Regions from separate parts of the Homo sapiens genome. Here regions 2, 3, 4 and 5 are each linked to region 1. The links are chromatin loops, found by intact Hi-C in ENCODE. Cell type or tissue: GM12878. All regions are shown on one strand. Links, peaks and the distances in the headings refer to the core of each region. The heading gives the core; the rest is flanking DNA.

Region 1 (6,216 bases), core at 2,217-6,216:
TTCTCCACACAGCAGCCACGGTGACTTTGTTAAAATGTGAGTCAGACCACATCACTCCATTCCACTTAGAATGAAGCCCGGTCCTGGCCTCTGAGGCCCTGCTGGGCTCCTGCTGCCCTTGCCGTGGCCTCTGCTCCAGCCCGAGGGCCACCCGTGAGTGCTGGGAAGGGCATCCCCAGCTCGCTCTTGCTCAAGACCTTAGCACCTGCAGTTCCCTTTCCCTTGATGACTTTGCCCCGATCTGTGCATGGGTGTCCCCTCCCCTTGTTTCGTCCCGATCTCTGTTCCCATCTTATCTCATGGGGAGGATTTCTCCAACCTCCTCGCATAACACAGCACTCTCCCTGCTGTGCAGCCCCGGACTGTTCTATTTCCCACGGTAGCGGCTACCACCGCCCGACACACTGAGTGTTCTCTCGTTGGCTTATTCTGTCTCCCTGCTAGAAGCAACCTTGTTTTGTTTAGTGGACCCCCAGCACCTAGAGCAGGGTCTGGCACCCAGGCAAGGCCTCAATCCATACTTGTTGAATGAATGAGTGGAGCTCCATTTCCACGGAGCCACTGAGACGTGGCTGAAGTAACAACACTAGAAGTCAGGGACACAGCTGGGGCTTGAAGCTGGGACTAGTTTCACCCTGAGCCCCCGGCTATATGCTCTGCCTGTGTTCCTGAGAGGGGAGGGGATGGGGCCCAGAGCACAGACACATGGAGGGCCCCATCCAAGGGCACAGGGACCGAGGGGAGGAGAGAAACGAGGCTGGCAGGCAGTGGCATAGACTCCGCTTTGCGGAGCTGTGGGGAAGTAGCTCTGCAGGCTGTTGGCTTCTCTTGCCTTTCAGAAGCAGGTGGAAGGTCCTTCTCCCAAGAGAGGCAGAGCTGCTGAGGAGTCTGCAGGAATGCTCCATCTGTCCCCATAGTGTTAATGTCACTTCAGCCTCAGAGCTAGATGGGCGGCCTACCCTTTCCCTTCCCACTCCCGCTGGCTCCTGTGCCCTGGCAGGCCAGGGCCTAGTGAAGACCCCCAAGAAGGCAGCACCTTCCTCTGTCTTTGGCAATGTGGGATCTGATGGGTCCAAGAGTGCCCAACCCATGGGAGGAGCGGTGCTAGTCCTGTCTGGCTGAGGGGCTGCCTTGCAGGCCCCTGCAGACCCCCACCTCCTCTCCCGAGAGGGCCGGCTCCCCAGGGAGGACTTAGGCTGGTCTGAGGGGTGCTGGTGCTGGTCCAGCCGGGGGATGCTGCAACCAGGTCTCCTCACTGGCCTGTCTCGGTCCACATCCTCCATGGAGCAGACATCACGTTCATGTTCTTTTTGCTTTTTAAAAATGAAATTTATCCTTGTCTCCCATTGGAAAATGAATGCATGCTCATTATAGAAAATGTGGGAAACAGATCAGAAGAAAGAAGAGTAAATAAAAATTGCCTTTTCCAATGTGGCATCACCACAGCTCCTCTGGCACAGGGCCCTGGGCTGGGCAGGGAGTTGTGGACTGTGTGGCCAACAGGCCATCGGGCTGTGGGTCTACAGGGGATGCCATCGGTGGCTTGGGCCTTCCTCCCTTGAGGGTTTGGGGAAATGGTGTCCAGCCCCCGCACAGTTGTCCACAGTGATGCAGAGAGTGGAGCTGACGAGAGTTGCTATATTTAATTTTGGTGCCTGCGTCACCTCTGACCACACAGCAGCGTCTGCCCAGGCAGGCAGCACATGGCTGGGGGTGTTTCTGAACGACGCTGTGAGAGAATCACTTTCCCCAAGAAAAGGTATAGCAGAGGGGAAGGGAGAGACAGCAACAGAAAGTGAGGTCGTAAGTAGAAAATTGCTTCTGGGATTTCAAATGGCTTTGTCATGGGGCCCTCCCTTGCTGCCGAGAAATCAGTTGATCTGGGAAAGTTTGTTGCAAACCCTTGCCCTCTTGCTTTTGGGTGGAGCTGAGAAATGAATGAAGATAATGGGGCTTTATGAGTGTGGGGGAGGGTAGCTGAGGAGACAGCCACCAGTCCTGACCCCAGCTTGGACCCCTAGAAAGGCCAGATAGGAGCTGGCCAGTGTGTCCCTGGCCAGGCTGTCCTGTCTGGAACATAGTCAGCCTGGCCCCAGCCGGACCTTCTTAGAAGGGAGGCAGGCGAAGTGGGAAACAGGTTTGGAGTGTGTTACAATGCACCAGCTAGATGAAGGGCATAGGCAGAAGACATTTCTCTTTGACCCTAATGAAAAAGCGATAAGCCGCTGGGCCAGGTGAAGGCCAGGCTTCAAGCTGCTGCCTCGGTCACAAGGAAATAAGATGCGGGCCTGGTCCCCTTGGGGCCTGCTCCTTCTCGTCCTGCGCAGGACAGGGGGCCAGCCTCGGAGAAACCTGCCAAGTGACTGGGAGCATTTTCTGACACCTCATCTGAGCAGCAAACTGAGGTGTTTGGTGCCGAGTTCACCGGAAACTCGCGTGTGTCTCACTTCTCACTCAAGCCCAGCCTCTCTTCCAGTGAAACCTCCTGGGCTGGGGTTCCCGAGGTGCCAAGGGGCTCCCCGCCCTGGGCCCCATGGCCAGCATCTTCCTCCCACTCACCAAGCACTCTTCTCCCTTCTCAACCCCCTTCTCTCTGAGTCCTGCTGAGGGCTTGCCTTGTTTATGAAAGAACTTAGGCCACGTGGTTAGAGAAAACTCCCAGCAAACACCACCAGGGCTCAGTCCCCAGGGAGGGAGGTTCCCAGCCACAGTTGCAGTGCTGACACTTACCTACCTTGTTCTGTCTTCCTTTCTCATTCCTGACAGGGCCCCTTCCCTGTCGCCACCAGCTGCAGCTTGGTTCTGTGGCTCAGTAAGGTGTCACTCATCCCTGGAGAGCCCCACGCCCTCTCCAGCCCAGGGCACACTGCCAGTGACCACAGGTCCCCCTTCCTGGGGAGCAGCCTGGAAGGTGTGAGGGACAGGAGCTCGGCGGTGGCTGAGGAAGTGGCGAGCTGCAGACCCCTAGTGGGGCCCGGGACGGCCATCCGCACTGTGCACCTGCCTCGCAGGCTGTCCTGAATGTGTGGCTCAGAGCACGGCCTTGGAGGATCCCGAGGAACCTTGCCCCACATCAGCCTCAATTCCAGTCTTTGTTCTTGAGGGAGTCACGTGGAATTTCACTGGAAGGGTTTCCATCTTTCTGGATAGGCAGGGCAATACTTTGGCTGGGCAGAGAGGACATGGGTCAAAGATGATGCTACTGGGAGATAGATTTCTAGGTCTTGTTTACAAAGTCATTACCCTCCGTAAATATCCTTCCAGCCTTAAACCCTAGGCTCTGGATGGAGAAGAATGCCGAGACCCTGACTCCCACCCACCTCCCCTGGCTTCCAAGACTCTCTCGTCCTTTGCGGAAGCAGCCACTGCTCACCTCCAGAGGGGAGGCCCTCCCGAGGGAGGACATACAGCTCCCCCAACCCGACCCTCTGTTGTTTCTACAGAGTTCTTTCAGGGGCTAAATCTTGAGTGCATGTGGTGTCTTGGTTGTCACTAGCCCAGGTGTCTGCTGTGGGGTGGTCCCCCGCAGGTATTTCCTCAGCAAACGTGGCAGGACTTAATAGGCTTGGCACCAGAGAGCCGGTCCTGTCTCCTGCCCGGGACAGCCTGCTGGAGACCCAGCTCTTGCACCATCACCCTCTTCACCCCCACAGTCTTCTCTCCTCTAGGCCAAGTGTCCCCTGCCCCCTGCACTGTCAGGTTTGCCTTCTTCCGTCGCCTCTCCCTGGGGAAAGTGAGTGGTTCTGGAGTAGCTGGCCACCATCATCAGCCCCCTGGCGAACTCCCTGCCACGTCCTCTGCTGTTGCGTGAATGACACAGCCATGAGCAGTCGAGGGCGGCTGCCTTCAGGGACTTCTGAGCATCACTGTGGTGTTCCCATAGGGCTCTGGGCTCCCCAGGGAGGGCACCTGCCTGTCACTACAAGTTTGAGACTGGTTCTTGAAGACCATCACCCACTGCAAAGGCATCCCATCCTGGAGTCACCCTCTGCCCTGGGCACCTCCCAGAGAGTCACAGTGAAAAGTGTTGCTGACGGGCATGGCCTGGAGCTGTGGCTTGGTAAGGCCCGCTGGTCTCTGCACTCCAGCTGCTGACCAGGGCCATGGGGAAGGAACAAGAGCTGCTGAGGAGTGGCCTAGCCAGAGCCCTGTTCACAGAGGTGGTGCGTGTGTGCACCCTAATGGCGAGAGCTGTCCAGAAATGCAATGGGCTGCCCCTCAAATATAGGTAGGGACCTGCCTGTCAGTGAGAGGGCCCGAACAGGTTGATGACAGTTGTACAGGGGGAAAAACTCCATTCAGGACAGGTGACATTTGGACAGAAATAGGCAGGGTGGTTAAGTGTGTGGGCTTTGGAGTTAAAGTGAATTTTGGACCCCAATCCCAACTTTGCTCCTTTACCTCAGATGAGGCTCTGAGGCCCCAGGACCCCAGTGAGGAAGTAGCTACGTGACCTTAGGCAAACCGCCCACGCTTTCTGAGCCTCACAGTTCTCATCGGCCTCCTGGGTTGTGAGGGAGACATGGATGTGTGGGTGGTGCCAGACACAGCTGGCCAGTCCTCAGGAGATGTGATTGTGAGACTTCCTGGGTCTCCGTCTGCTCCTGATGCCCTCCTTGAACCCTGACAGTCTGGCCCAAGCCTCTCCGTCCTTGCTGGTGCAGCAGACAGAAGGTGGGGCTTCCTTCAGGCCATGTCCCCACCCTCGGGAGCTAGCTTGCATTCAGCCCAGGTCACTGCACCCTACCCTCGCTGTAATCCATCCCAGTCCCCTCCTCCAACCCACCAGCCTCCCGAAGAGCTCCTCAGAGTCTTCAGACCACAGACCAGTGTCCCCAAAGGCCAAAATGAAAGACAAATACAATCAGGCCTATCTGTCACCAACTTTATTTCTGGCTTCAGTTTGATAGTCAATGAAACAACTTGTTCAATGTCCCCTCCCCCAGTGTTCAAGGTACCCTTCTATATATTAACTCTTTGCTAACATATTTAATATTTAAATACAAGGAAAAACAATAAATTACTCGTTGGCTGAGAGCTGGCTGCTGGCTGGCAGACAGGAGCGGCTGTTCTGCCCCTCTCCTGACCCTGCCTCGGATGAGGCTCCGAGGCCCCAGGACCCCAGTGAGGTAGCAGAATTCTGTACACAGTACTTATTACCAGGGACTCCTGGTGTCCACTGCTTTAGTGCTGGGGCCCTGAGTCTCTGAACCCTTGGCTCCAAGTGCTAGCAGCCACAGTCTTCCCCAATCCCCAACGGTGACAAACACACTCATTTAAATAACACACAATAATAAATAAGACCAAGAAGAAGTGTGCCTGAGCTGCTGTCTGCCTCAGTTGCCTGTGTGTGAAGTGGGTCCCTGTCCCACCACATGTCTGGCAAGGGGGGCACCCACTGTAATGCTACAGTGTGCTCTAGGGCAGGGGAGGGGTGTAGGGACATGTCATCCCTGGGTCCACCGAGCTCAGGGCCCTGGACAGAGGAGGCCCACCAGGCTGAGCCCTGGGCAAGGGGAAGGCTGAGGTCGGCTAGGCTGAAGACGGGCAGCACAGGCTGAGGTCTAAGCTAAGGAATTTTACCCCTCCCTAACCCTCCTTCCCGCCTACCCAAGACATTTTTGACATCAGAAAGAAAAATGAATCTGCAACTTCAATAGTCAGGTCCTGTCTCTGCAAATAATGATGCTTTCGAAGTTTCAGTTGAACTGTCCCTCGCGAAAAAGTTTCTTTAAATGTAAGAGCAGGTCCTTTACAAACTGGGCCACCTCGATTTTGGTGTCTCGGACATGCAAGCTGGAAAACTGCTGCAGGACAAAGAGGTCAGCACATGAGTAGAACGCCAGAGGCCGGGACGACTCGCACAAACCAGGGGCTTTCCAGGGACTGTCTCATTCAGTCCTCACGGAAGTCCCCATGAGGTGGGTACTGTTAGTACCTCTACTGTACAGATGTGGAAATTGAGGCCCAGGTAGGAGTTAGGAGCCCTTGAGCCCAGATCCTGTAAATCCCGAAGGCCACGTCCCTGCTGCCACAATGGCCCCACCCCTGGGTGGACACACACCATGGATATTCAGCCAGCTTCCCTTCAGCGAGCCCAGGGTTGGCAGGAGGGGGTGCAGGGTGGGTGTGAGAGGGTGGGGGATGCCTTACCCCAGCTGAGACCTTGTGCGGGCAGAATCCGCTCAGCATCCTCTGGGTCTTCTCGATGGCACT
Region 2 (6,216 bases), core at 1,031-5,030, 140 kb after region 1:
TTCAAGCCCCACCACACATCATGATGCTTCCTGTTTCTCAGAAGCTGAAAAAGGTGCTGACATAATGTAATGAGTAGAATCGAGGCAGTATACACGGATCTACCCAGAGCCATGTGTGTCACCCGAGGGGCAGGTTGGACTCTCAGCTGTGGTTGGGAACATAGGCCAAATCTCTGCCTTTAGGTGGGAAATGACCCCAAATTTGAAGATTCATGGAGCAGGGTGACTCTTGCTGTTAAGAATGAGAGACTCACCGTCATCAGCCCCAAGAGATGCCTTCTGCAACAGCGAAAAGCCACCTCTTGGCAGATCCCTTTACGTGGGTACAGCTGGACTGGGCACTGGGATCCAGCTGGGGCCTGGGAAACTGCCACACTGGCACCCCCTATTCCTCCACAGTCATCCCTCACTTGTCTGTTCATTTGGTTGTTTATTCATTCACTCAGCAAATACTCACACAGCTGCAATGTGCCAGGCACTGTTCTAAGTATTGGTGGCACAGCAGGGAGCAGGACATAGCCCTGCTCTAGCAGCATCATACACATTTAGGAGGGTCAGACAACAAACAAATAAAACAACTATAAATTGTGGTAAGTGCCTTCAGTGCAAGTAGTAGAAGCAAAACAACCCAGTGTTAAGATGCTAAAGTCAGGCTACCTGGTTTTAAGTTCTGCTTCTACTGCTACCTGCCATTGGGCAAGTTAATTAATCTTTCTAGGAGTCAGTTTTCCTTTCTATAGATTGGAAGTGATCATCAAACCTACTGAATAGGATTGATTGAAGATTTATTCTTTCCAAAAATATTTATTGAGCACCACTATGTGCCAGGCACCATGCCAGGCACTAAGGATTAATAGTGAAGGTGACAGACAAGGTTCTGCCCTCCAGGAACATACATGATAGCAGAGGAAGAGTCACTGGACAAGCAAAGGCCATGTCGGATGTGATAAGGGCTAGGGACTAACGTGATCCAGGGAGATTCAGGAAGTGCCAGGGAGAGAGGGCCACTTTATATGTCTGACAAGGTGACATTTGAGAGCTAAATGATGAAAAGGAGCCATCTATGTGAAAGCCTGGGGGCTGGCGATAGTTAAACAGAGGGACAGCAAGTGTGAAAGTATAGTAGCAGGAATGAAGTTGGTGTGGTTGAAGAACAGCAGGAAGACAGATGGCTGGAGCACATTAGCAGGGAGGTAGGAGATGAGGCTAGGGAGGGAAGAGAGGGCTCATGCAGACTCATGCAGGCCAGAGAAAGGACTTTGCATTTCATTCTAGTAATGGGAAGTCCCTGAGGGTTTAAAGCAGAGGAGGGTCAGATGACTTACTTTTTTTTTTGAGACAGGGTCTCACTCTGTCATCCAGGCTGGATTGCAGTGGCACCATCACAGCTCACTGCAGCGTCAACCTCCTGGGCTCAGGTGATCCTCCCATCTCAGTCTCCTGGGTAGCTGGCACTATAGGCATGTGCCACCACGCCAGGCTAATTTTTGTATTTTTTGTAGAGATGGGATTTCTCCATGTTTCCTAGGCTGGTCTCAAACTTCTGGGCTCAAGCAATCTGCCTATGTTGGCCTCCCAAAGTGCTGGGATTACAGGTGTGTGCCACTGCACCCGGCAACTTACATTTTTAAAAGATCTCTAGCTTTTGTGTGGGCACAGATTAGGTTGTAATGTTCGACCAGAGAAACAAGTTAGGATGCTATTGCTCCATGGTGAGTGACATGGTTATACAGGGTGAATGGTGCAGGGTGGGCTGGAGGAGAAGACAGAATCCTACAGTGCAGGGCATTGTAGTGGGCATCTGATCTCTCTCTTCTCCCACCTCTATGCAGCTGCTTCTCTCTCCTCAGAATCCAGACCCAAATTTTACCTTCTGCTGGGAAAGCCTTCCTTCCCTATTTTTTGTTTGCAGGTGGCGGGGGCTCCCTGGACCTGGGATTCCCACGTTCTTCCTCCTAACTTGCTGCCTCGTGGCCCTAGACCCCTCTTGTGTAACACAGACATCAGTCAGGCTCTCTCAGGCTCCTAAGACCTGGACGACAGGCTCAAGCTCCTATTTGCTCACGTGCAAGTGGAAAGCTTTTGCCAGGGTGTTTGCAAGTTCCCTTGTGCATGACTGTGCATGACTAGCACTGACTCTCTCCTGATACAGCATGGTTAGATCTGTGTGTGGCTCATCAGGACATTCAAAAAGTAATGCCCCTGTTCTGCACCCCACAGAAGGCAGTCCTTTCCACTGAGTCCCATTCACACAGCCAAGCTGACCATCACCCGGATCTGCCTGTGGCAGAAGCAACTTCAAAGTGAGCGCTAGTGCTCCTATTCTTGAAGTCCTGTGGTCACGCTACAGTGATAGAACTTCTTCTTCTTCACCCCCTTTCCATTCTGTCTGCAGCTTTGTGCCATCTTGCCAGTTCCCCCTCTCTCTTCACCCAATTGCAGTTTATTTCTAATACACAGAGCAATTTCTGTAGCCCTTTTGTAACAATTCATTGCTCACCTATGGACCCAAGATCTCAGCTTCCTACCTCCCTCTAGTGGCTGATGCAGGTATTTCCAAAAAAAAAGTCCTAGAGCAGGATCCTGGCTGGCCACACGGCTGTCCAGTGCTGCTCCTGCCCACAAGGTTCTAAGAGGTTAAGGCTTGACATATCAGAAAAGGAAAGGAAGCCTGTGTGACACAGAAGCCTGGGTTGAGGGAGGCTACGCTCTGTGTACTGTCCCCGGGCAGAGGCGGTTTTCTGGGTCACCTGCATGTCCCAACACCGGCCTCTGGTGGTCGGCAGATGTTAATCCTAAAACCCTTCTGTCCCCACCTCAGAGGTGAAGTACCTGTGCACTAGCCTTCCCCGTCTGGGTCCCCCAAGGCCCCCACACTGGGCGCACAGGGTACAGGGAGGAGCCAAGCCCTCTGCTCCAGTTCTGCCTTCTGCGCAGGAGCCCTTTGACTTCTGGGAGTCAACCCCAGCTCACCCAACAAGGAGATAGGGCAGGTGGGAGACACCCTAAGCTCAGAAGGCCTACAGGAGATGGAGAGCACCCATCCTCCACCTCTACTCCTTCTCCAGACCACTCCACACCTCGCAGCTTCTTGCTCCTCACCCTCGCATTTGGCCCAGTGGGCACCAAGAACAAGACAGGGTGACTGGCTAAGCTGGGGCCAAACTCACTGACAGAATTGGAATTGTGTCAAAACACCACTTTTATGTCCTCACCTTTCAGGCCTGCATCAGTGTGAGCTCTGCAGAGAAAGGGGCCTGTCTTACTGAACCCTCAGATCCCAGCACGCTGCTGTCCTATGGAGGCATCCATGCATATCAGCAGCAGAATGAATGGATGGAGGGAGGAATGAATGTAATGAATGCTGCTCCTTCACTGCCACCTGCCTTCTCACCCTGCCCCTCGAGGGCAGAATACTATGGCTTTTCTTTTCTTCTTCTTCTTCTTCTTTTTTTTTTTTGATGAGGTCTTGTTCTGTTCCCAGGCTGGAGTGCAGCAGTGTGAACAGATGCATGGCTCACCGCATCCTCCACCTCCCAGACTCAAGTGATCCTCCTTCCTCAGCCTCCCAAGCAGCTGGGAACAAAAGTGTGTGCCACTATACCTGGCTAATTTTTTAGCTTTTGTAGAAGGGTCTCACTATGTTACCCAGGCTGGTCTCAAACTCCTGGCTTCAAGCCATCCTCCCACCTTGGCCTTCCAAAGTGTTGGGATTACAGGCGAGAGCCACTGTGCCTGGCTTGCTATGGCTTTTTAGAGTTTCTCACCCAATTACCTCCTCTACTCAATTTCTAGCTCCCATTTTTGGTTCCTCCATGGCCTTTGTCCCCCAAATCTGCCCTTGTTGTCAGAGCACTGGACTAGGAGTCAGGAGTACCAGGTTTGTCATCAGTTAGCCCTTTGTGTCTCATGGCCCCATCTGTAAACTGGAATGGGGTTTTCTCTTGATCTCAGGATGTAAGTGGGATGGAAAAGTGCCCAATCTCACTTAAGACTGTGGTTTCCTGACCCAGAGTTTCAGTTCTGTCTTTTCTTTTTCAGTATCAGGAGTGTTACATGCCTGTTATCCTAAACACACACTCACACTCATAAAGGTATAAAACTGAGTCCTCCCAGAAGTATTATCTGTCAGTTGGGTATCTGTTGTTATGTTACAGATGATTCCTTCACTCCTTACACCAACCCTGGCAGTTGGGTATGTGGATTACCCATGTGTATTAGTTCATTCTCACACTGCTATAAAGACATACCCAAGACTGGACAATTTATAAAGGAAAGAGGCTTAATTGACTCACAGTTACACATGGCTGGGGAGGCCTCAAGAAACAATCATGGAAGAAGCCAAGAGAGAAGCAAAGGCACGTCTTACATGGCAGCAGACCAGAGAGACCGCAAATGGGCGAAACTGGAACAGCCCCTTATAAAACCATCAGATCTCGTGAGAACTCACTTACTATCACGAGAACAGCATGGGGGAAACCTCCCTCTGATCCAATCACCTCCCACCAGGTTCCACCCTCCACAGGTGAGGATTATGGGAATTACAATTCAAGATGAGATTTGGGTGGGGGCACAGAGCCAAACCATATCACCATGTTTCATATGAAGAAAGTGGGAATTAGAGAGGCCAAGGAACTTGCCCAAGGTCACATGCTGGGAATGGTAGGCTGCGGTACCGCAGGAAGACATAAGATGAAATGCATGAAGAACATTCTGAAAAAAGTGAAATTTTCTCCAGTGCTTGGCTTTATCGTGAGCTGATCTTGTGATTTCTGTCACTCAGGCTGTGGATGCAAGTTAAAAAGCATCAGCTGTAACCAGTCACAGGAGGATTTCTGAGTTGGGCTGGGGTAGGGGAGAGAGATTTCTGCTTTGGGTCCCCATAGTTTCTGTAACTCTGGTTTAGTTTCCTTGTCACTGGATCCTGCATTCCTTGAGGGCAGCCATTGTATTTTATCTTTCAGCTTTACTAAAGTATATGAAAAGCCGGGCATGCTAAAGTGTACAATTCAATAAGTTTAGAATGTGTATTCACCTGTGAAACTATCAGAACAATCAAGATACTGAACACATTAATCACCTCCAAAATGTCCTCATGCCTTCCAGCAATCCCTTCTTCCCAGGCAATCACTGACCTCGTTTCCGTCACTATAGATTAGTTGGCATTTTCTAGAATTTTATAAAAATGGAATCATAGTCTAGTTTCTTTCTTTCTTTCTTTTCTTTTCTTTTCTTTTTTTTTTTTAAGAGTCTTGTTCTGTTGCCCAGGCTGGTGTGCAGTGGCGCAATGTTGGCTCACTGCAACCTCTGTCTCCCGGGTTCAAGCAATTGTCCTGCCTCAGCCTCCCGAGTATCTAGGATTACAGGCGCGTGCCACCATGCCTGGCTAATTTTTGTATTTTTAGTAGAGACAGGGTTTTGCCATGTTGTCTAGACTGGTCTCAAACCCCTGACCTCAGGTGATTAGCCTGCCTCGGCCTCCCAAAGTGCTGGGATTACAGGCGTGAGCCACCGTGCCCGGCCAGCCTGCCTTCATTGACTTGGAATAATTATTTTGAGACGTATCCATGTTGTTGCATATATCAAAACTTTATTCCTTATTTGGTTTATTATATTTTTAACATATAGTAAAAATAACATCCTTTGGTGAACAGTTCTACAAATGTATAGATTTGTGTAACCACCACAATCAAGATACAGGGCAGTTGCATTAACCCAAAAAACTCTCTCATGCTATCCCTTTGTAGTCCTACTTCCCTCTACCCAGTACCGCGACAACCACTGAACTGTTTTCCACGAATATAGTTTTGTTCTCTCAGGAATATCATATTAATGAGACTGACTTTTTTACTCATCATAATGACTTTGGAAGTCTCCCAAATTGTGTGCTTGCTCCTTTTTTGCTGAGTAGTATTCCAATGCATGGATGTATTACAATTTGTTTATCCATTGGTTGAATGATATTTGGGTTGCTTCCAGTATTTGACAATTAGGAATAGAGCTGCTATACACATTCTTACAGGTATTTGTGTTATCATATATTTTTATTTCTCTAAAATAAATACCTGGAGTAGGACTGCTGGATCACATAGTAAGTGTATGTTTATAAGAAACTGCCAAATTGTTTTCTAACGTGACTGCCAGCCTGGTGCGGTGGCTCACACCTGTAATCCCAGCACTTTGGGAGGCCGAGGCAGGTGGATCACCACTTTGAAC
Region 3 (4,000 bases), core at 1-4,000, 220 kb before region 1:
GGGAGTAGCTGGGATGTATCCCCCTTCCCTTTATCCATGTGTTACTCATTATTTCCTTGCCTCTTCTGTGAAGTCTTCCAGAACACCCAGCTCTCACCTAATAATTTATTTCTTTTGTACTTTTACACACACACACACACACACACACACACGTATTTTGGTGTCTTAAATATTTACAGCTGCTCACGATGAGCTCTTGCCCAAAGCTTTTAAATATATTTAGAACTTCTTAAAGTAGTGGTGGTTTTTGTTGTTGTTAAGTACATTTTACTTTTTCCACAGAATTCTTATAATAATTCTCAAGCACCATCGCCTGGCTTGGGAAGGTAGGTAAAATTTTATTATGTAAAATATTATTGTGGCAATAAAAGTGAAATGAGTATGGTCCAATTTCCAAAAATGGAAAGATGACTACTTTTTAAATAAGTAAAACCATCTCTGATAAAATATTTTTAGAAGTTATAATTTTTTCTCTGTATTTTTTAGGAATTGAAAATATAAATGAACATAATCATAAAGATTAGATATGAGACGTTTCACCTGTTAAGAAATCTGAGTTTTTACTAGCACTCAACCCTTTTCACAGTTTGATTTCCATAGTTACTTGGACTTATCACAGCAGGCTTATCTTTAGTCAGATCTTGGCACTGCCAGAATTTAGTAACAATGACATGATTGTGATTTCTCCTTCATCTCCACGTCACTTTCATCCCACCTATCTCCCAAAGGATAAAAAACACCATGGAACCTTTTAAATTGTATCTGTTCAGTTATTATGTTTATAAGAATTGACATTCTTTGTCCTGTGTGTATTTTCTTACATAAGTTTATAATGCTAAAAGTGCAGATAAAAATACAAACAAGCCGGGCATGGTAGCTCACGCCTGTAATCCCAGCACTTTGAGAGGCCGAGGTGGGCAGATCACAAGGTCAGGAGTTCAAGACCAGCCTGGCCAACATGGTGAAACCCCATCTGTGCTAAAAATACAAAAATTAGCCGGGTGTGGTGTCGTGCGCGCCTGTAATCCTAGCTACTCTGGAGGCTGAGGCAGGAGAATCATTGGAACCAGGGAGGCGTGGAGGTTGCAGTAAGTCGAGGTCATGCCACTGCACTCCAGCTTGGGTGACAGAGCATGAGTGTCTCCAAAATATGTATATATGTGTATACACAAGTTTATTTTTACCCCAACTTTTGATTTTTCCTTTCTTTTAGTGTGTGATCATAGTCTTGAACATTTCACAAATTTTAATACTCCTGAAATGAACCTGCCAGATTTCAACATGTATGTTTTCTAAGAAATATTTAATTGGCAGGAAGCTTGGGGTGATTACAGTTGCTTGAGAGAGCTGTACCTCTTTGTTACCTCTGAGTAATTTGGTTAAACTAGGAAAGTGTCAGAAATTGTGGAGTTCAATAAAAGATGTTCCCATCTTCTACCACAGTTTTTTAGGTTAAATGTGAATTCCACCAAACTTTCTACAAAACAGTATAAAAAATATGTAATTATATGCCCGAACAGATGGAAAGTGTTGAGCAGAGAGTGAGGGGATCTGGCTTTTAAGTCTTTGAACTGTAACAAGGTACATGACTTCTTCAGTTATTGTCCATCTCTTGTTTTGTTGTTATTCATTAAAACAAAGGCTACAGATTCTAAGATAACAAGATTATGAATTACAAGATTATAGTACTTATTTAGAAGAAATTGTAGCTCTCTGAAAACCCATCTAGTTTAAGAGAATCTTTACATTTTAAATGCTTTCATGTAGAAAGAGCTAGTAGTACTTGATTTTATAATGCTTACCATGTCCATATGAACAAGCTTCCTATTTCTGTTGTGTAGCAAAGCTGTGGGGATGCCTTCCCCTGTTTCTCCAAAGCTGTCACCAGGCAATTCAGGAAATTATTCATCTGGGGCCAGTAGTGCTTCTGCAAGTGGTTCTTCAGTGACCATTCCACAGAAGATCCACCAGATGGCAGCCAGCTATGTTCAGGTCACATCCAACTTCCTCTATGCCACCGAAATTTGGGACCAAGCTGAACAGCTTTCCAAAGAGCAAAAAGGTAGGTAGGTTTCTGGATAAACTTCAAGGGATGGAATTGTTAGAAGGAACTTTTATAATTTAGTTAAGTAAGCGTTTAGTCTGTATTTAGTTTTATTATTTAGAGTTAATGATAATCTGTTTGTTAATAGTCTTCATTGCTTAGCAGTTAAACAATAAATGAAACTGAATTTGGTCAAAAGATACCTCTCATGATTCTGGTGACAAAACTAAACTGAAAATAGTTCTTGGACTAAGACAAATGTGCTTATATTCTGGCACATTAAATGCAGCTCATACCATAAAAGTAATAAAATATATGTCCTACCCTAGGATGGTTAACAGTAAATTTGGCAATAGGCATAAGATTACATCCAAACATCTGTACATCTGAGAAGGTTAATGTATAAGAAAGCATGCTCATACTGGATTTTTAGGTATATTGGAAGAAACCTGTGAAATAAAGGAGACTAGGGAATGAATAGAAATTTTTTTTTTTTTTTTTTTGAGATGGAGTTTCGCTTTTGTTGCCCAGGCTGGAGCACAGTGGCACGATCTCGACTCACTGCAGCTTCCACCTTCCGGTTTCAAGTGATTCTCCTGCTCAGCCTCCTGAGTAGCTGGGATTACAGGTGCCCGCCACCATGCCCGGCTAATTTTTGTATTTTTAGTAGAGATGGGGTTTCACCATGTGAACCAGGCTGGTCTTGAACTGCTGACCTCGTGATCTGCCCATCTCAGCCTCCCAAAGTGCTGGGATTACAGGTGTGAGCCACCACGTCCGGCCAGAATTCTTAACATTCTTTAAAATTAGGTTGTTTGAGGCTTTGCCCTTTAAAAGTTTATTATTTCCCAAACCAAGGACATGGAGAATTATAAAGTCTTTGAAGACCTTAGTGGAAAGTACTGTATAACCACCATTTTATTTAGTAGATGTTATTAGCAAATATGTGCATGCAGCTTCTCTTTAGGCAGATCCTTTACAGAGAAACACTACATTAGCCAATCAAGTGTCATTTTGTCACAGAGTACATTTAAATACTTACAGCGTGAACAGGTAATCAGATGAAAATGAAAGATTCCTATCCCTAAAGAGAGGCAATGGTGAAAGGTAAAAGTGGAATCCCAACTTTTTTTTTTTTTTTTTTGAGACAGGGTTTTACTCTGTCACCCAGGCTGCCCAGGCTGTGGCACAGTCACAGTTCACTGCAGCATCTACCTCTTGGGCTCAAGTGATCCTCGTGCCTCAGCCTCCTGAGTAGCTGGGACTACAGATGTGTGCCACCACACCTGGCTAATTTTTCTACTTTTTGTAGAGATAAGGTCTCATTATGTTGCCCAGGCTAGGAATCCCAACATTCAACATAAAGCTGTATTTATAAAAACATAATTTGTGGCCGGGTGTGGTGGCTCACACCTTGTAATCTCAGCACTTCGGGAAGCCAAGGCGAGTGGATCACCCAAGGTCAGGAGTTCGAGACCAGCCTGGCCAACATGGTGAAACCCCATCTCTACTAAAAAAAAAAAAAAAAAACTTTTTTGTATTTTATATTTGGCTGAGGCAGCAGAATCGCTTGAACCCAGGAGACCAGGGTTGCAGTGAACCGAGATCGCGCCACTGCACTCCAGCCTGGGCGACAGGGAGACTGTCTAAAAATAAATGAAAATAAATAAAAACATGGGATTTAGTTATCAGTTGGTTCATGGCATATGATGGTAGCCGAAAGTTTGATATAATCTTAAGTGTCTAACCTCACAGAGGCTGTTACAGGAAACAGGCAAAGAATGTCCTCCTTTTTGTGTCACTTGCTTCTTATACAAAAGCAATGCACAAAATGTTTTGAGTAATCAGTAGCACATTATGGCATTAAATCTTCATTTTAATAATATCTACTGCATAATAGCAATTTATCATTTCCATTCATGGAATCCTGCTTATATATAACACTTAATTTCTGAC
Region 4 (6,216 bases), core at 1,233-5,232, 51 kb before region 1:
TGTGTATGTGGTTTTTTAAAAACATTTGCATGATGTTTTGTAGATTTCATATGACCACTTTTTAAGGAATGAATGTTTATTTGTCTCTGTATAAGAGCAAATTCTGCAATGTATGTATTTAGGTGAAAATGACCAGAATTCTGGCATTGCAATCAATATCAACTAACTATTGTTTGAAGTAAAGCAAGATATTAGACAGTCATGAGTAAACCAAGTTTGCTATAAGGAAAAATGCATTGCATGACCTTTAAAATATCCTTTCATACCTAAATTTGAACATGAGATTGTATTTTGGAAATTCTTTTCTAACAATATCATGCTAGAAAGTTGGAAAATTTGAAGATCTTATTTATGAGAGTGAGACGCTTCCCAGTCATTAAGTGCTGAGTGAGTCCTTGCACCTTAATGCGAGAAACAGATCCTTTCTGATTGGTACAGAGCTCCTTCGCGAACCACGTAAACAGGGCTTTGGTTTCAAAGCACCTTTGTAGTCTGTGAGAAGACTGACTAGATCAGAGGTGAAATTCAGAGACGCCAGCATCACAAATGTTTAGAGAGGGTACTTATTTAGTAAACAAGTAGTTATTGAGGAAAAGCAGTAAGAGAACTGTTAGATAATGAAATTTGGTGTTTTAAATGTGACCACTAGGTGGTATTTATAGCCAGTATGTTTTAAAGATTTTTAATTTCTTAGCGATGTTAACGGTGAGTGCATACTTTTATTTTGCTGACTTTATGTTTTACATTTTTTTGTTGTGGTAAAATATACATGACATAAAATTTATCATTGTAACCATTGTTAGTTAAGTGTACAGTTAGTGGCATCAAGTATATTCGCATTGTTGTGCAACTGTCACCACTATTCATTTCTAGAAATTTTTCATCATCCCAAACAGAAATGCTGTGCCCATTTAAGTAGTAACTTCCTATTCTTTTCTCCCCCAGTCTCTGGTAACCACTATTCTACTTTCGGTCTCTATGAATTTGACTATTCTAGGTACCTCATATAAGTAAAATCATGGAGTATCTACTTGTGACTGGCTTATTTCACTTAACAGAACGTTGAAGGTTCATCCATATTGTAGCAAGTGCCTGAATTTTATTCCTTTTTAAAAAATTGTGGTTAAACTTGCATAACATAAAGTTTACCATTTTAATCACATTTAAGTCTACATTTCTGTGGCATTACATTCACATTGTTCTGCAGTTATCCGTCTTCAGTTTTCTTCTTGCAAAATTGAAACTTTGTACTCATTAAAAACAGTATGTACCCATTCCTCCCTTCCCCTAGTTCCTGGCCAACAACCATTCTGCTTTGTCTATGAATTTGACTGCTCTGGGTATCTTACGAAAGCGGAATTGGTGGGGCGCAGTGGCTCACGCTTGTAATCCCAGCACTTTGTGAGGCCGAGGCGGGTGGATCAGTTGAGGTCAGGAGTTCGAGACCAGCCTGGCCAACACGGTGAAACCCCATCTTTACTGAAAATACAAAAATTAGCTGGGCATGGTGGCTCTCGCCTGTAATCCCAGCTACTTGGGAGGCTGAGGCAGGAGGATCACTTGAACCTGGAAGGTGGAGGTGGCAATGAGCCGAGATTATGCCACTGCACTCCAGCCTGGGTGGCAGAGTGAGACTCCCATCTCAAAAAAAAAAAAAAAAAAAAAAAAGAAAGTGAAATACAGCATTTGTCTTTTTGTGACTGGCTTATTTCATTTAGTATAATGCCTTCAAGGGTCATCCGTGTTGTAGAATGTATCAGGACTTCTTTTTAATTCTGAATAACATTCCATTGTGTATATACTACATTTTGTTATCCATTCATCCACCAATGGACAGTTGGTTCTTTCCACCTTTTGGCTATTGTGAATAATGCTGCTATGAACGTGGGTATACTAATACCTGTTTGAATTCTTGTTTTACCATTTTTGGGGTATGTACCCAGCAATGGAATTGCTGGATTCTATGATAATACTGTTGTTAATACATTTCAGTTCATTTTTGCTCTTATGACATTTCTTTTTATAATCTAGTTAATGGAGTTGATCATATCAACAATAAAAAAGTAGGCAATAGCATTAAAATAATAATTTTTAAACTTAAAAATTATTGTAGGCTATATGCAACTTGCAAACATGATATGGAGAGTTCCTATCTACCCTTCACCCAGCTTCACCTCATGTTAACATTTTTTATAAGCATACAACAGTTATTGAAACCAGGAGATTTACATTGATATAGTCTTATTAACTAATCTGTGGACTTTATTCAAATTTGGCCAGTTTTCCTTCCAGTGCCTCTTTTTCCTGGTCCAGGATACAATCCAGGATCACACACTGCATTTATTTGTCATGCTTTCTTTGTTTTGTTGTTGTTGTTGTTGTTGTTGTTTGTTTTTTGTTTTGAGACAGAGTCTCGCTCTGTTGCCAGGCTGGAATTCAGTGGCACAGTCTCAGCTTACTGCAACCTCTGCCTCCCTGTTCAAGCGATTCTCCTGCCTCAACCTCCTGAGTAGCTGGGACTACAGGCACATGCCACCTCGCCCAGCTAATTTTCGTATTTTTAGTAGAGACAGGGTTTCACCATGTTTGCCAGGATGGTCTTTATCCTCTGACCTCGTGATCTGCCTGCCTCGGCATCTCAAAGTGCTGGGACTACAGGCGTGAGCCACCATGCCCGGCCATGTCATGCCTTTTTAATGACGATGTCTAGCACACTTGTTCTTCAGTCTAATTCCCCAGTCTTTCTTGATCTTGACATTTTTGAAGAGTACTGGTCATATATTTGTTGAATGTTCATTAATTTGGGTTTGTCTACTTTTCTTTTATAATGACCCTGCAAAGTTTCTCCACTGCAAATCTATTGTTTTATGTTTCCATTCGTAATTAACATGTATCTTGTGGGGGATACTTTGAGACTGCAAAGGTCCTGTTTCTTGTCATACTTTCTTCTACTATTTTTAGTATTCATCAATAGTTCTTGTCTGCAACAATAATCCTGTGGCATTTGCTCAATGTTATTTTCTATTCTCATCATTTCTTCCTTGTTTAGTGTTTAGGATTCTATTGTATGGAAGAACAGCCCCTTCATTCCCATTTGTTTATTTATTCAAGTATTTATCTTATTTAGATCATGGATTATAATCCAGTGTTATCATTATTTATTTTGTTCATTGAATTGTTCCAGCTTTGGCTATTATGAGATCCTTCAGAGTAGTTCCTGTATTCTTTCAGCATGTGCTCATCAGTTTTTTTGAGCATTTGATTACTTTTTGGCACTACAAAAGGTTTTAGGTTTATCTTGTGTCTTCCTTGCCCAATCTTAGAATCATTCACTTCTCTCTGGTCCCTTCTGTAGGAGAATGGTATTTAGAAACCCAGTTTTGGGCACTAGCTGTGCTCATTACTACCAAGATGTCATTGTTTCTAAGCCCGAAGAAAAAAATATTTTTCAGAAATTTCTTCTCCCAAGACTCTGTGTTCCTTTCCATCTTGTACTTACAGGTACAATTATTACCTGGTTGTGATTAGAGTATATTTTACTTTTTTCTCCTCTATTTTATTTTGTTAGACATTTCATATGTAAACAGTGGCATTTAAAAATAGCTAATTTGAAGATGATATAGTGCTGATCTGTTTTATTGGCTTCATCATTCCTTTTTTGTTTTTTATCTTTAAGTTAATGTGTAGTTAACACTGTCTTTGTACAAATAAGCACTTCTTTTTTTGAAAATATCTTGTGATACAGTCCTAAAAGTGGGATCATTGTTACATGACAGTTCTGTGTCTCTTAAAAATACAGATTGAATGAATTATTTGAAATCTTAAACAGGAAGCTGTTTTAGAAGAAATTGTTCCTCAAAAGTGATCACATTTTTAAAAGACTGAATTAGTAACTCTACCACATAATTTATATATATATTTAAAATTATACATAAAGAAATGATTTGAATATTTTTATTTTTTTTTTTGAGACAGAGTCACTCTGTTGTTGAGGCTGGAGTACAGTGGTGCCATCTCGGCTCACTGCAACCTCTGCCTCCTGGGTTCAAGTGATTCTCCTGCCTCAGCCTCCCAAGTAGCTGGGATTACAGGTGCATGCCACCAAGCCCAGCTAATTTTTGTATTTTTAGTAGAGATGGGGTTTTGCCATGTTGGCCAGGCTGGTCTCAAACTCTTGGCCTCAAGTGATCTGCCTGCCTCAGCCTCTTAAAGTGCTGGGATTACAGGCGTGCGCCACCTTGCCTAGCCAGAATGGTTTGAAATTTTAAGTGGGTCAGAATTTAACTTCTCTTTAGAGACTTTAAAAATAAAGTCTTTTTGGATATCTCATCTGTGTCTGAGATTGGCATATCTGTTATACTTTCTAGGAGCATTTAAATAGTATTTAAATTTGTTGTTTGCAGTAACAAAAATCTGAGGAAGAAAGCTGATATAGGTATTTCCTAAATAGCTAATGACTTCGTACAGGATAAAAAACATTGTATTAAATTTCTGTCCAAGGAGAAGAAATATCAGGCTCTGATATCAGTGGGTCAGAGGAAGATGATGATGAAGAGGGTGAGGTTGGAGAAGATGGAGAGAAAAGGAAAAAAAGAAGGGGTAAGTTCTGTTTAGTAATCTGATTTGTAGAAATTAGGTGGTTTCACAAGGTGGTAGAGTGCATGACTTTTATTTTGCCGTTATCTGTTTAATATATTAGATAACAATTAGAACAGAAGATGTATGCCATTTACCTGGTTAACTTTGCATTTTTTCTCCTGTATTGATCCGTTTATAGCTGACTTTGAATATATGTTCTGTTTTTTTAGAATTTAGAATTGTAAGACTCTATAATACTGGGTATGCCATTTTAAAATTTCCTGTGTGTTTTAATTTTATGTAGGGACTTACATCTGTGTTAGGAACCTAAGTTTTTTTGTTTGTTTGTTTGTTTGTTTGTTTTGAGACGGAGTCTCATTCTGTCGCCCAGGCTGGAGTGCAGTGGCGCGATCTCGGCTCACTGCAACCTCCACCTCCCAGGTTGAAGCGATTCTCCTGCCTCAGCCTCCCGAGTAGCTGGGACTATAGGCAAATGCCACCTCGCCCGGCTAATTTTTTGTATTTTTAGTAGAGACGGGGTTTCACCCTGTTAGCCAGGCTGGTCTTGATCTCCTGACCTCATGATCCATCTGCCTCGGCCTCCCAAAGTGCTGGGACTACAGGCGTGAGCCACCATGCCTGGCTGGAACCTAAGTATTTTAAGGAAATTAGGATAATGTGGAGTTTTTCCACAAACAAGATTAGTCTTTAAAAGTCATTGAATTTTTAAATAGTAAATTTGTATGAGGAATTCCATTTTTAAATTTAGTTCTTTTTCTTTATAAAATGTATTCTCATTCTCACTCTGTTGTGGGGGATTTGTTGCCACGTGTGAATTAAGACTGTTTATTATGATCAGAATATAGATAATATGCAAATGAAATGGACATATTATAATGGCCTACATTTCAAACCTTTTTACCATAAATATTTATTTCAGAACTCTCTTCCATTAATGTGGTCATTGTTTTCAAGCTGGTGCATATTTTGTTTGTCTTATTAAAATGATTGTGCTAAAAATAAACCCATCACTGCTTGATTAGGAGTCCCAAATTTAAAAACTATAAAGATTTTGTAACTTCAAAAGACAGAAAAATAATGATTTATGGCAAAAATTGGCAAAATGTCTGCTGGCTAAATCCAGCTCACCACCTGTTTTTGTAAATAAAATTTTATTAAAACAGCCATGCTCATTTATTTACATATGCTCTATGGCTGCTTTCACATGAAGCCGTATGGCCTGCAAAGTCTCAAACACTTATCTGTCCTTTTGCAGAAAACGTTTGCCTGATTTAGAGAAATTTTTTTTGTTCACACCTAGTTTTTCACAGAGTAGATTATTATTTTCAAAGCTAAAGCTGATAACAGATTTGTTAAAAATAAAATTTTAAATAGAAAAATGCCAGTAATATGTTAAAATATTTAACAATAATGTATCTTCCTTCCAGGCTTAGAAATTTAAAAATTTTCAGTGAGCCTTTTGAAAGTTTTGCTATCAAACCTTAAACATATTTGATAGTTTGATATTTTGGGGGAGGGAGAGACTGAAAGTGGAGATAGACTAACCTATTATGAAGGGTAATTTATCACTCCTATAATATTTATTGTGTATGACTTTGAGTTTTAAAACTCCATTCC
Region 5 (6,216 bases), core at 1,334-5,333, 240 kb after region 1:
TGCACAAATGCTCCTCCTTAGAGAGGCCTTCCTGGACCTCTAGGTCTCTGGCCCTAGTACTCTATCCCCTCTCCCTGCTTTCCTCTTCTACTTCACTGCTCCTTAACATTGTGTTATACATTGTCTGTCTCCCCAACTGGAATGTAAGTGGCACCAGGGCAGGGACTTGGGTTGTTTTGTTCCTTGCTGTAAGCCCAGGGCCCAGGGCCAGACCTGGAACAATTAGGTGCTAAGTTATTTGCTGAATATTCTATGAAGGAATGACAAAGGAATGCATAAAGAACTTCAAAGTTCAACTCCTCGAACTTCAAACTTCAAATCCCCAACTCCTCCTGCCTATGCTGGACGATTAGGGCAGTAACAGGAGTCAACTTGTGCTGTGCTGTCACCTTGCCTGGATCCGCATCAGCCCTGCAGCTCCCACTTTGGAGGAGACTTGCCCAGGGACCTACAGCTCTGAAGCTTCTCTGACAGCCTCTGCAGCTCTTGGAACTTATCTGGGCTGCTGCTGTGCAGACCATGGATGCATAGCTGAGTTCCTGCCCCTGATTTCCTAGAGTCTCAGAAAGACAGGGAAGTGACTTACCCAAAGTCCCCTTTCACCCTATAAACAGTTCAGCCCAGGGAGTGAGGCTGACACGCAAATGCAGCTATGTATAGACTCAGAGTCATCCAAGGTCAGGGCTGGGTGGAGCCTTGGTCACATGCAGGCCAACCTGTGTCTGGAGATAATGCAAGCCAGTGCAGGGGTTAGCGTGTACATGGACTCTGGAGTCTGGCAGATCTAAGCCCCACCCACCAACCTGTGACCTTGGAGAATTATTTGAAAAGACATTATTTGAAAAGCAGATGTAAAATGGAAATAAAAGTTCCTATTTAAAACAGTCAGTTGTCCCCCATTCAGAAGCCTATTACAGTTGTCCCTTAGCATCTTCGAGGAATTGGTTCCAGGACAGCTCCTCAGATACCAAAAGCCACGATGCTCAAATTCCTTATAAAAAGTGACGTAGGGCTGGGTACAATGGCTCGTGCCTGTAATCCCAGCACTTTGGGAGACCGAGGTGGGCAGCTCACTTGAGGTCAGGAGTTCAAGACCAGCCTCGCCAACATGGTGAAACCCCGTCTCCTCTAAAAATACAAAAAATAGGCGGGCTTGGTGGCATGCACTTGTAGTCCCAGCCACTCGGGAGGCTGAGGCATGAGAATTGCATGGATCCGGGAGGCGGAGGTTGCAATAAGCCAAGATCGCACCACTGCACTCCAGCCTGGGTGACAGAGTGAGACTTCATCTCAAAAACAAAAAACAAACAAACAAAAAATGTGTAGCACAGTCAGCCCTCCGTATCCACAGGTCCACACACAGAACCTGCTGGTATGGAGGGCCAACCGTGCTTCCTATTCTTTTTTTTTTTCTTTGAGACAGAGTCTCACTCTGTCACCCAGGCTGGAGTGCAGTGGCACAATCTTGGCTCACTGCAAGCTCCACCTCCCAGGTTCACGCCATTCTCCTGCCTCAGCCTCCTGAGTAGCTGGGACTACAGGCACACGCCACCATGCCTGGCTAATTTTTTGTATTTTTAGTAGAGAAGGGGTTTCACCATGTTAGCCACGATGGTCTCCATCTCCTGACCTCGTGATCCACCCGCCTCGGCCTCCCAAAGTGCTGGGATTACAGGCGTGAGCCACCGCGCCCGGCCACTTCCTATTCCTTATGGTATCAAATTCAAACTCCTTGGCTTGATAGTCAAACTCTCACCACCACTGAAATCTGGTTAACCAACCTGTCCAATACAATCTCTCTGCACTCCTCCAAATAATGTTCAAGTTGGACCTAAGTGCTCCCTAGTCCTTCTCACACCTGTGTGCCTGGAAACACCACCCACCTTCTTTTCTCTCATCTGAATTTACTAGAGCCCCAGAGGCAGGTCTCATAGTCTTCCCTGACTTGGGTTTTTTTGGCACTGACTACTGGGCATTCATGATGGGACCTGCCCCTGGGGCTCTAGTATTTGGTGTTACAGGGAGGAACACAGTTTTGATTCCCCAAACAGAACAAAGGATCCTTGAGGGCAACTGTCTGTTGTCATTTCATGTCTCCCCCAACCAGGCATTAAAACACGCATAGAAATTCCTGCTGATGGGCTCTTGTGAAGTTACAAGTTACAATTTGGTGAAAATGCCCCCAAGTATTTCCTCTATTTCCCAAGGAAAGGAAAAGAAAGATATAGAAATTAAATTAAAGACAAACTTAAATCATTCCCATTTCTGCATGCTTGGTCTGTGTGGGAAAAAAAAATCATTTCATCTCTGTCTGCAACGCAGACTTGACAAGTTGAGAAACTCCCTAAAAACAAAGCATACAAAAAAAAATCATACCAATTAGTCTCACTTAAAGGTTTCAGGAAGGAAAACACAGTTAAACTGAAAACGGTTAACTGGTGTTTAAAAAAAAGAAACCAGCCCGGAAATGTTTTTAGGACTGCGTCTATCGAAGTCCCTTAGGGACTGATTTGTCCTTCAATATATTCATAGCACCTGCTTTCACCAAAACCCAGCAGCCCAACGCTAGAGCTTTGTGAGTGAGATGCAGAGTGGAACTGGACATGGAGCTACACAGCTCTGAATCATGTTCCCCAACAGCAAGCAACAGCCACATGAAGGATTCCTGGCAGTGCCCTCTAGCCACTACAGTGGGCCATGGGAAGCCATACAAACAGCAAATGGCATCCTGCAGCCCCAGCTTCTCCTTCTGCCGCATTCCTCTCTCTGTCCATGCCTCTGCTTCCCCATTGGCCCACTGGCCAAATACACTCAGAAAAAAGTCCATGCACAAGCCTCCACCCAAATTAATTCCACATTCTTTCAAGAGAGGCCTTGAAAGGTACTGAAATTCAGGGAAGCTCTTCACTAGACCCCTCACTGGAATGCCAAGAAGTGATGTAGTGGCCCTTGACATAAGGGCTTATTCCCATTTATGAAACTGAAATTATTTTATTCTAAGCACAAAGCTAACAAATGTGATCAAAACAGAAAATAAACAATCCTCATTCAAGTGCTCAGAATGCAGCACAAATAGGATCTTGGGATAAATAAGATAGAGCTGTGAAATTAATAGGGGTGAGAAGAGGGGAGGGTCAGCGGGAGAAGTCCACCAAGGGGCTGAAAGGCCTGTGCAGGCAGATGGAAACCCTGGGTTCTTAGGGGCCAGGCATGACAGTGCAGAATAGTCCACCCTGGGAGTGACTGGAAGAAGGACTGCAGGGTCCCCGTGAAGAACACCTCACACTCCCAGCTTGCCACACACTTGTTGAACTATTCTGGGTGGATACCTCCTACCTGGATGGCAAAGGAGACAGGCCCAAGATGCAGAAGGGAAGGGAAGTCACACTTACAATGCAGAGGATGCGCCCTTGTCCCTCATACTCTCTGAAACATTGCAGGAATAATTCTGGTTTCACTGCTATTGTTTGTTGTTTTTGTAAATAAACCGCAAAAATCAACAAATGGCCTCAAAATTGAACACATGTGATTTACACCAATTCATATATCAAAACACAAATAATGCAGAACAAATTAGAGAAAAACTCCGGTCAGGCTCTCCACTCACCCATGGCTGGTGGCTGGCATTCAACTCTCCAGCAGCCAGGGAGTCCATTTTCTTGTTTCTCTGCTGGCCATCCTCAGGACTTGCGGCGGGGAGTGGGGGGCCCAGGGTGTGCTGCCACCTGCAGGCCAAACAAGGAAAAAACATAAGCAACGGCCCCAATCATCCGCCTGAAGCCCCTCCTATATCCTCAGGCCGCTGGAAGACCTGGATGCCCGTCGTGGGACAAGAGCCAGAAGCACTCACCCAGTGCCAACACCTGCTGGGCCACAAACAGTTTCTGCTTGGGATCCCAACACAGGCAGCAGAGTCAGCAAAAACTCTAAGATATCAAGAAGTCAAGCATTTCTTAACAACAGCAGCAAACTCTTACACAGGGCTGTGGTTACCAGACACTGCTCTAAATAACTTACACTTGTTTACTTATTTCATCCTCACAACAACGGGTAAATATTTTAGGTCTCTGCCAATTTGCCTGATTACTGAATTAGGTTGAATCATTAAAATGAATAACTTGATAATACCCAATTTCAAAGAGGGGTCACATATGAAAACTCTATGAGAGATTCTCAGCATCTTGCAGACATTCATTCCCTAAATATTCATTGAGTGTTTGTTATGGACGAGACACTGTTCTAGGACCTGGGAAGAGAGGAGCGAACACACAAGACAAAGTCCCTGTTCTCACGAAGCTTCTGTTCCAGTGCGGGGAGGCAACAGTAGAAAAGGAGACAAATGCCATGCAGAAGAAAAAGCAGGGAAAAAGAGATAGAGCACAATGACAATGCTGTTAATACCCATTCATTTATTCACTTATTTCCAAGGACTTACTAACCATGTCATTTCTTGCCCACAGCTGCATGCCAGGCACTATGCCAGATAAAATTGTGGGTAAGAAATAGACATGGTCTCTGCCTGTATGGAGTACTTACATAAGAGGAACATCTATTATTAGTCAAATAATCACCTAAATAAATGCAAAGATGTTAATCTGTGATAGGTGTGATAGCAGAATTGCATGTAGTCCTTGTGAGAGCATCTCAAGGAGGCCTGACCTTGTCTAAGGGGAGGCCTGAAATGGAGTGTGGGGAGGAGCAATGTGTTAGTCCATTTTGCATTGCTATAAAGGAATATCTGAGGCTGGGTAATTTATAAAGAAAAGAGGTTTAAGGCGGGGTGCAGTGGCTCACACCTGTAATCCCAGTACTTTGGGAGGCTGAGGCAGGTGGATCATCTGAGGTCAGGAGTTCGGGACCAACCTGGCCAACATGGTGAAACCCTGTCGCTACTAAAAACACAAAAATTAGCTGGGTGTGGTGGTGCACGCCTGTAATCCCAGCTACTTGGGAGGCTGAGGCAGAAGAATTGCTTGAACTGGAGAGGCTGAGGTTGCAGTGAGCCAAGATCGTGCCACCGCACTCCAGCCTGGGTGACAGAGCGAGAATCCGTCTCAAAAAAAGAAAAAGAAAAGAAAAGAGGTTTGGCTCACAGTTCTGTAGACTGTACAAGTGTGGCACCAGCATCTGCTTGGCTTCTGGTCAGGCCTCAGGATGCTCACAATCATGGTGAAAGGTAAAGGGGGAGCTGGCATGTCACATGGCACAAGAAGGAGCAAGAAAGGGGAGGAGGTGCCAAGCCTCCTTTAAACAACCAGCTCTCGCCTGAACAGAGTAAGAACTCACTCATTACCTCGGGGAGGGCACCAAACCATTCATGAGGGATCCAGCCCCATGACCCAAACACCTCCCACCAGGCCCCACCTCCAATGCTGGCGATCACATTTCAACATGAGATTTGGAAGAGACATGCATCCAAACCATATCAAGCAGTGTCCCTGTCAAAAGCACACCCTGTGCACAGGCTGGATCATGGGTAGTTGGCAGGGACAGGAGGCAGGGTGAAGCTGGAGAAGCAGTGTAGGTGACCCTTGCATGACACTCCCAGCCACAAGAGGAGTTCGAGCCTTAACCCTGGAGAACTGGAGCACCACACAAGGGTCTTAGGCAGAGGATTAATGCATTTAGATGTGTACTTTTAAAAGATTATCTATGTAGGCTGAGTAATGGCCCTGCCAAAGATGTCTATGTGTGAATCCCTGGAGGTTGTGTGTATGTTCCCCTATATGGCATAAGGGACATTGCAAATGTGATCGAGTTAAGGGTCCTGAGAACCGGAGATTATCCAGGTGGGCCCAACATAATCACAAGTGTCCTTATAAGAGGGAGGCAGGGGGAGATCTGACTTCAGATGAGGAGCCTCAGAATGATGTGGCACGAGAAAGACTTGGCTTCGAAGAGGAGGAAGGGGCCCTGAGCCAGGGAATGCAGTGGCCTCTAGAAGCTGGAAAAAGCAACAAAACGATTCTCCTCTAGAGCCTCCAGAAGGAACGCAGCCCTGCCAAAGCCTTAATTTCAGGACTTCTAAAAGAGTAAATTTGTGTTGTTTTAAGGCACTGATTTTGTGGTAATTTGTTACAGCAGCAATAGGAGAATAGGACATACTAGCTCCTGTAAAAAACCAGACTGGACGTAAGGGCGAGGCGAGGCAGGGACCAGCTAGAGGTCACTGCTGTGGTCCAGGCAAGAGGTGTGAGAGCTTGCACCACAGTGGTG

What was found. Hi-C counts contacts between places; a loop is a spot of excess contacts. Peaks named below come from ENCODE experiments on the same cell type or tissue, not always from the same donor. Only the 100,000 strongest peaks of a DNase experiment are listed, where the experiment ranks them.
Region 2: a loop joins it to region 1, with 2.7 times the contacts of the local background. A loop is called at or near these places in 7 of 110 quality-filtered maps.
Region 3: it touches region 1 in a loop (3-fold over the local background); 2 of 110 quality-filtered maps call a loop at or near these places.
Region 4: it touches region 1 in a loop (2.3-fold over the local background); 9 of 110 quality-filtered maps call a loop at or near these places.
Region 5: it touches region 1 in a loop (2.5-fold over the local background); 2 of 110 quality-filtered maps call a loop at or near these places.

Annotation. Positions count from the first base shown.
Region 1 is chr5:132,659,766-132,665,981 of GRCh38, reverse strand. It overlaps IL13 (interleukin 13), which reads right to left. Exons shown (of 4, transcript NM_002188.3): 3 at 6,154-6,216; 4 at 4,872-5,807. The coding sequence ends at 5,700. Among named protein-coding and RNA genes, the nearest start is that of IL13, 4.7 kb to the right of the region's middle. RefSeq lists enhancers at 496-1,023, 1,820-2,129, 2,200-2,379, 2,540-2,589, 3,010-3,089. In GM12878, for the core only: CTCF peaks have their summits at 3,008 (motif pointing left) and 4,190; DNase peaks (open chromatin) are centred at 2,621 and 4,500; H3K27ac peaks cover 3,644 bases.
Region 2 is chr5:132,523,260-132,529,475 of GRCh38, reverse strand. No RefSeq gene overlaps it. Among named protein-coding and RNA genes, the nearest start is that of IL5, 17 kb to the left of the region's middle. RefSeq lists an enhancer at 2,661-2,710. In GM12878, for the core only: a CTCF peak has its summit at 2,530 (motif pointing left); DNase peaks (open chromatin) are centred at 2,555, 3,225, 3,459 and 4,025; H3K27ac peaks cover 2,167 bases.
Region 3 is chr5:132,881,402-132,885,401 of GRCh38, reverse strand. It overlaps AFF4 (ALF transcription elongation factor 4), which reads left to right. Exons shown (of 21, transcript NM_014423.4): 19 at 283-326; 20 at 1,842-2,062. Among named protein-coding and RNA genes, the nearest start is that of LEAP2, 9.7 kb to the right of the region's middle. In GM12878, for the core only: a CTCF peak has its summit at 1,973 (motif pointing right); no DNase peak of the experiment used is centred there.
Region 4 is chr5:132,709,342-132,715,557 of GRCh38, reverse strand. KIF3A (kinesin family member 3A) reads left to right here. Exons shown (of 19, transcript NM_001300791.2): 9 at 4,501-4,599. Among named protein-coding and RNA genes, the nearest start is that of KIF3A, 25 kb to the left of the region's middle. In GM12878, for the core only: no CTCF peak of the experiment used is centred there; no DNase peak of the experiment used is centred there.
Region 5 is chr5:132,417,332-132,423,547 of GRCh38, reverse strand. It overlaps CARINH (colitis associated IRF1 antisense regulator of intestinal homeostasis), which reads right to left. Exons shown (of 4, transcript NR_161242.1): 2 at 3,608-3,725. LINC02863 (long intergenic non-protein coding RNA 2863) reads left to right here. Exons shown (of 2, transcript NR_186381.1): 2 at 1-884. Among named protein-coding and RNA genes, the nearest start is that of LINC02863, 6.3 kb to the left of the region's middle. RefSeq lists an enhancer at 2,598-2,737. In GM12878, for the core only: a CTCF peak has its summit at 3,715 (motif pointing left); a DNase peak (open chromatin) is centred at 2,467; H3K4me3 peaks cover 2,205 bases; H3K27ac peaks cover 2,934 bases.